Regions from separate parts of the Homo sapiens genome. Here region 1 is linked to region 2. A link is a contact called in ENCODE Hi-C data. All regions are on one chromosome and are shown on one strand. The core of a region is the stretch at or near the end of the contact, and the rest is flanking DNA. Distances in the headings are between cores, read along the strand shown. Region 1 overlaps STK39 (serine/threonine kinase 39). Region 2 holds the start of CERS6 (ceramide synthase 6).

Region 1 (3,417 bases), core at 67-2,566, 260 kb before region 2:
CCCTTTCTGAAGGTCTACATGGGACTGGGATGGCATCTCAGGGGGTGGCAGAAGGCTGGTTCCAAGAGGTAGAAGGAAACTGGAAATGGAAACCAATTACTGCTGGCAGAGGGAAAGACCCTTTCCGAAGCTAAGCTGACAAGAACAGTAACAGGATGAAGCGTGTCCCTTCTCCCTCCCACAGCCTTCCAAAATTCCCCTGGTGCCCCCATTAGCACAGCTTAACAGGGAAACAGCAGGCAAAGAAGGAACATGGAAGGAGGTCTGCTGACTACCAACCCAACACCACAAGCAGATTCTAGGAAGGTCTATCTGGAGCTTAGAGGAAATCACTTAATAAGGAGCCAAGGGAGTGTGACCTCCACCAGCTCCAAAACGAGGCTGGGGCTTTTCCAAGCTCCATTAACAATAGCCAGGCTTTTAAAAAAAATTCTCATTTCACTCTGTTTTCCAACACAATTCCTAAAATGATCCTTTTTAATATCTAACACTTTCCAAATGTTCGCTCTGTACTTCCAAACCCCGCCCCATTCCACCCCAATCTACTTCCTCTGGATTGAGTGATGGTTATGACGGAGGGTCTGGGGTCACACAGCCCCAAGCTATGTGACCTTGGGCAAGCTGCCTGTGTGCTTTGTGCTGCACATTGCTCAACTACAAAAAGCAAATGACAATAGCATCTACCTCACAGGAGGGCTGTAAATATTAAATGAGACTATACATGTAAACATAATAATATAAATGTACATGTCTAGCACTGAAGTGTTTAAGAATGTTGACTGTTGGGGTTAATAGTATCCACATGATTATCCCAGACACCTGGATAGAAACTAGAACCAGGTCCACTACAACCTTTTGAGAAAATGCCTACTTATCCCCACCTCCCTATGATCAGCTCTGCTCCCACTCAGCCCCAGCTCCTGCCAGCTTCCTATTAACTCCCCCTCTTCAAATCCCACTCCTGAGGGCCAGCACTGACAACTTTTATATGGTAATGATTGGGCACAGAGAAAATTATGCCAGGAAAGTGACTCACTGTTCAAGATACAATTAGCCCCACTTCTCAGGTAATTAAACAGCCCTGGCTACCACATCCATGATGCAGCAAGTAACTAAAACATTTCTCCTACTCACAGACACAGGAAAAGAAAATCCATTCACTTTAATGCCACCTCTCCATCTGATCTGATTGCACTTATAACCCAACTCCTGCTTTTCCTGTCTCCTCTGACAACCTGAGGCCCTCCCCTAAGTTACAACCGCAATACAGGAAGTCAGGTCACCCTCTGCATGGTAGAAGTCTTTCTTCCCCCCCCTCTTCACACACTCTCACCCAGAAGCAGGGGCATGATGCCATAGTCTGAAATGATGGCAGAAAATAAGAGCCACAAGGGAAGAGGATATGAACTGCAGGAACACAAATGTCCAGTGCAGTGAAAAGTAGTGTCTTGGCAACCCCAGGGGGCCCTGAGAACATCATTGAGTGAGAAGGAAAATTAAGACACACCCTCATGAAGGGCACGGAACACCTGCTAAGCCCCGGTGGAAGCAGCAGCATGCTGCAGTCTCTGCCTCCAGCAGCCCCAGCCCAGAGTTTCTCCTAAGTGAGGCCACCTGCAGATCCCACAATACCATGAGTCGGAGCCTGGCAGGACATCAGGAGAATGTTCCCTCCTTTAGTCTTGGGGCTGGGGGCTAAGGTGTTAGGACTGTGTTGTATTGAAAGATGTGGAGACAACATAAGGGGTCACCTGGGTGTGCTGTGAAAACGTTGCTGCTTATTTAGTTAGTATGGGACAGGGGTGAGTTCTACATTTCTCAAGCTCCCAGGTGATGTGATGCTGCTGGTCCATGGGCCACATTTTCAGTTGCTACCACAGAGGTGGCATAACTTCCCTAAATTATCCCCGAAGGGGCCAGGTACCCACCTCCTAATAAGGGAATCGAGTTTAGGCCCCCATGGAAGGAACTGGAAAGGAGGCCTGAAGCATGGAAAAGCAGATGCCTCGGCGTCAGGGACAAGAGGTGCCAGCCTGGGAAGGGTCTCGCCCGCCTGCAAGCATCCAGAAGGAGCAGATCCACTCCAAAGAATAATAATTCAGAAATGTATGTGTATCGGGCTATTCAAAAATGAAGATTTGGCCTAGCATGGTGACTCATGCCTGTAATCCCAGCACTTTGGGAGGCCGACATAGGCAGATCACTTGAGGTCAGGAGTTCAAGACCAGCCTGGCCAATACAGCGAAACCCCTTCTCTATTTAAAAAATAAAAATAAAAATTAGCTGGGCATGGTGGTGCAGGCATGTAGTCTCAGCTACTCGGAAGGCAGAGGTGGGAGGATAGCTTGAACTTGGGTGGCAGAGGTTGCAGTGAGCCAAGATCACGCCACTGCACTCCAGCCTGGGCAACAGAGCGAGACTCTGTCTCAAAATAAATTAATTAATTAAAGTAAAATAAAAACAAAAATGAAGATTCAACATTCCCTCTATCTCATAACATGTAAGTTTATTATTTGATTTTTTGGGTGGGTTTTTCAGAAATTCACTACAAATGAAAGATGAAGACAATGCCTGCCTTAGTAGAAATTAGTACAAAAGGCATAATTAAATTTCAGAATTATTTCCAGCACCTAGGATTGAAATTAAGTTGGACTTTATTTATCTGGAAATTTATTTTATTAATCCAGAAAACATGATACCTCAAACATTATGGGTAAAGATATAAACAAAGCTGAACAGCCAGCTGATTGCATCTGCTGTTATTCAACTTATGTTGAGCCTCCAGTCATACTCACATTAAATAAACTTTATAACGCTATGTCTAAATTCAACCTATACAAGTTACTGGGTATGATATTATAAGAAAGAAAACCATTACAAGTATTGATTTTTTTTTAATTGAAACTACTTTCTCACAGCCTGAGGCCCAGGTCCCCAGATGTATGACACATCTCTAACTAGAAGCAGATGGAGAGCTGCTTAGGATAGCATGAGTTTCAATATGACTTACAGTCACACATTTACATTTTTTTTAACAGCTAGGCTGATTAGATTGATAAGTACTTGTTAAATTGACATTTTCACAGATGAACTTTATTTCCTCTCTCTTTCATTTACTCAAATGATAGGAAGTATTCACTTTTACATCCTCGTTGTCAAGTTTTTGTAACTAACGTTTCTACCTTGAACTCTAAGCTCTCAGAAGACATAACCTGGGCAACAAAATGAGACCCCGTCCCTACAAAAATTTTTTTAAAAATTAGCCAGGCATGGTGGCACATACCTGTAGTCCTAGCTACTTGGAAGGCTGTGGTGGGAAGATCGCTTGAGCAGAGGAAGTTGAGGTTGCAGTGAGCCACGATGGCACTACTGCACTCCAGCCTGGGCAACAGAGCAAGACCATGTCTCAAAACAAAA
Region 2 (3,446 bases), core at 119-2,618:
CAGCCTGGACTAAGATAAGAACTGACCTTTGTGTTTAGCAGCATGAAGATCACAGGTGACCTTGGGCAGTTTCAATGCAGCAGAGGAGACAAATGTCCAAATGGAAGTTCAAAAGAAAATGAGGGGAGAGAAATTGGAAGCACCAGTATAGGCCATTCTTCAGTTTCACTTTCAAGAGATAGAGTGGAAAGAGGGGAGGGAAGAGTAAAAGAAACTCCCTCTCTCTGTGTGTGTGTGTGTGTGTGTGTGTGCGGTTATATGCCCACTGGAAAGGTTTAGTATAGCCTACTGGCAGCACCAGGCAGAAAATGAATGTGAGAAAAATGAACAAAAATGCCCCAGAACCATGTATACATGGGCCATGGAATGAATTCACACATGGCTCCTGTATCAATGGGGAAATGCATTGCGGGAGGGAAGGTGCCTGGGTTAGGCCTCACAGGCCTAATGCCTTAAAGGTTTTAGATTCAAAAGGCAGAAATAATGAGCCTGCCGAGTAGCACAGTGGAGGTTCTCATGATGTGCCAGGTCAAAATGTGGTCTAGCAGCCTTTTCAGAGAGGTTAGTTGAGAGGGGTGGTTTTACAGAACGCTGCAGTTGCTATCATCATCATCATCATCATCATCATCGTCATCAAGTAGCAATTAATAATCAAATAGCAATTAAGTGCCTAATTTTTTGTACCACCTCATAAATCAATATAGGGGGGCTTGTTCCCTGGGGGAGCTACTTTGATGAGAAGCAGCAGTATAAAAGACCGGAAAGTCAAAGATTGGGGAAAGGCAGGCGTGGGGCAGAGGCAGAAGGCTCTTGCCAAACCATCCTGCCTCAGTTCCTGATTTTTCACCCTGCCTCTCCAAGCGCGGGAGTGGAGGATCCTTTCCCTCCCACTTCCTCCTTTGCTCTTTACCCCTCCCCCTCCCCCCCCCTTTTTTTTTTTTTGCTGTCCTCCTGGAGCAGGGCTGGTTCTGAAGCTTGGCGGCAGCCCCTACCTGCTGACCCACCGCCTCCGGGCGCACGGGAAGAGGACTGAGAGCCCTGAAACCCCAGCGGGGCAGGAGCCAGCATTCTGAGCATGTGCGAGCCAGCCAGGGGGCTAGGGCGGATTTGGGGGGTCGACTTTAGGTCGTCGCCCTAAGCGCAAAGCGAAAGAGCGGTGAGAGCAGGGGCGGGCGACACTCCCCGGAGCGGTGCCCCTGCGCCCAGGGCGCAGCGACTGCGCCCTGCCCTGCGGGTGTGGGCGAGTTGGCCGCGTGTGTGCCTCGCTGTTTGACGCGAAGACGAGCCAATCAGGGCGGGCGGCCCGAGCTGCCATGTGACGGGCAAGGCGGCCCCTTTCCCCAGCGCGGCCAGAGGGAGGAGAGAACCGGGGCTCGCCGCGAGCCTTCGAGAGCAGCGGCCGCGGAGGAGGCGGCGGCGGCGGGCGGGAGCAGCGGCGGCGGCGGCACAGGCTCGGGGCCAGCCGGGCGCGCATCCCCGGGCGCCCTGCGCGGTGGAGAGCTTGGCGGGCTGCGGGTGCCGCAGGACAGGAGTGGACAAAGCAAGATGGCAGGGATCTTAGCCTGGTTCTGGAACGAGAGGTTTTGGCTCCCGCACAATGTCACCTGGGCGGACCTGAAGAACACGGAGGAGGCCACCTTCCCGCAGGCTGAGGACCTCTATCTCGCTTTTCCCCTGGCCTTCTGTATCTTCATGGTGCGGCTCATCTTCGAGAGGTAAGAAGGGCTGAAGCCCCTCCTCCCCTCCCCCTGCGCACACACACGCGCGCACACACTCGCGCGCTCTCTGGCGCACGCCCCCGCGCCCCCAACGCTCGCGTTCACGCCTCCCAACCTTTGTGTTCGGGGAGGGGTTGCTGACCCCCCTGCCCCGCTGGCTTTCTGGGAGCCAGAAAGGGTCTGGCTTGCCACGGATTTCCTCCCGGGCGCCGGGGAGGAGCCGCGGAGCGTTAGGGTCGCCCCCTGCCCTCCTCCTGGGCCCTGCTCTCCTCCCGGCAAGGGCAGGCGAACAAAGGTGAGCGGTGGTCGGGCTCAGGACCCGCCGCATTCCGCGGGGCTCGCCCCTCTCCGCCGGCGCGCCACGCAAGGCTGCCAGGCAGGGCTTCCCGCCGGGGCCCGCGCCACCCACCTGACAGCCAGGAACGTTCCGGACGCGCGGCCCGGAGGGAGGAGGAACCGCGCACACTTCAATCTTTATGCTCCGGCACACGGATTGTAGGGGTTGTGCTTCAAAAGAATTCGCCAGGGACTTCCTGGCTTCTGGTCGCTGTTTGGTTTTTATCCGTGAAACTATCAGGCCCACAGTCCTGGCAAATAGGGGATAATAGCATTTCAGGTTATTAGCGGTTTCTTTAAAAGAGGATGTGACAGGACGGGTCCACATCCTGCAAAATGGTGATATTAAACTGATAACCCTGTCCTGTGAATAATCATAAACTTCTTTTTTGGTACTCGAAGGCACTTAAAATTTTGAGGAATTGTCATGCAATTGTATAGTTCCTCGGTTTGGTTGGATATCTCCATTGTGTCACATACAAACTTGTGTTATTCTCATGGAATTCGTTTTCGTCGCGAAACTAGATTGTGCCTGCCATGCATTCTCTGGGTGCTACTGAAAGAAAACCAGGACAGCAGCACACTTTTTTTTTCGTAACAGAAAATATTATCTTCCCCTTTCTTGTACCCTCCCCTTCCTCTGCCCAATTCATCAGTAAAGGCTGAATTTCTTAGATCACAAAGTAGAGTTTAGATTGCATTTCTCGCTTCCACTCCGCCTTTCTTCCCCGCCTTCAACTCACCTTGGTTTTGTTTCTTAAGCTTTTGCTGGTACCTCATTTGCTGTTCCTCTTTGCCTGAAAACGACTGTTGAGGGTGGCAGAACGCGTCTTTTGAGTCATTTGCTGCTGGACGAGGCAACAAAGCTTCATGGGGACAAAAAGTATCTTTTGTCTCAGGAAGGTATATTTTTCACCGGACAGTATTGTTGCTTGAAAACGAAGTCAGCTGTTCGCCTGCAGAAATTGACATGCACAAAGCAACAGACTTTAAGACCTATGTTTAAATTATTGGAATCTAATACAGATGTGTCATTGATCCTATACAAAAAAGGATCAAAAAAGTCACAGCAGTGCTGTGAAAAAATGGGTGTGTTTGCAGGTGTAGAGTTACCTCTAGAGCAAATGTTTGGTTACAGAAAATATGAACTCTATACAGTTTTGCAGGCTCTCCAAAAACAAGCAGACTCAGGGATAGCAGGTTTGCTCTATGTTGGCACATAGTAGGGGATCTACACACAATTGCTGAATTATGATAAATTGTGTCTGATAAATTCTGGCTGGGCTCACTTTTAGATAGATAATGCATTTGAAAGAGATGTGCAGTCTTATGTGTTGGAGAACAAAAGCATGATCTGTGCACAAACAGCCGAATTTTCCTGACATCCTCCTT

What was found. A loop is a pair of places that touch in the nucleus more often than their neighbours do. Pooled maps may share reads with other maps.
Region 1: a loop to region 2 is called in a pooled map, with 4 times the contacts of the local background. The contact joins the enhancer-like site here to the promoter of CERS6 in region 2. A Hi-C loop is called at or near these places in 8 of 50 pooled maps.

The regions. Positions count from the first base shown.
Region 1 is chr2:168,191,992-168,195,408 of GRCh38, forward strand. All of the region lies in intron 1 of STK39 (serine/threonine kinase 39), which reads right to left. Among named protein-coding and RNA genes, the nearest start is that of STK39, 54 kb to the right of the region's middle. Within about 2 kb of position 1,317, at least 9 of the 41 ENCODE cell types and tissues checked have a DNase peak (open chromatin) inside an H3K27ac peak, as active enhancers do.
Region 2 is chr2:168,454,904-168,458,349 of GRCh38, forward strand. CERS6 (ceramide synthase 6) reads left to right here and starts at 1,369. Exons shown (of 10, transcript NM_203463.3): 1 at 1,369-1,715. The coding sequence starts at 1,546. It overlaps LOC102724081 (a long non-coding RNA gene), which reads right to left. Exons shown (of 4, transcript XR_002959433.2): 1 at 2,128-3,446. RefSeq lists silencers at 961-1,180, 1,211-1,300, 1,421-1,550, 2,001-2,060.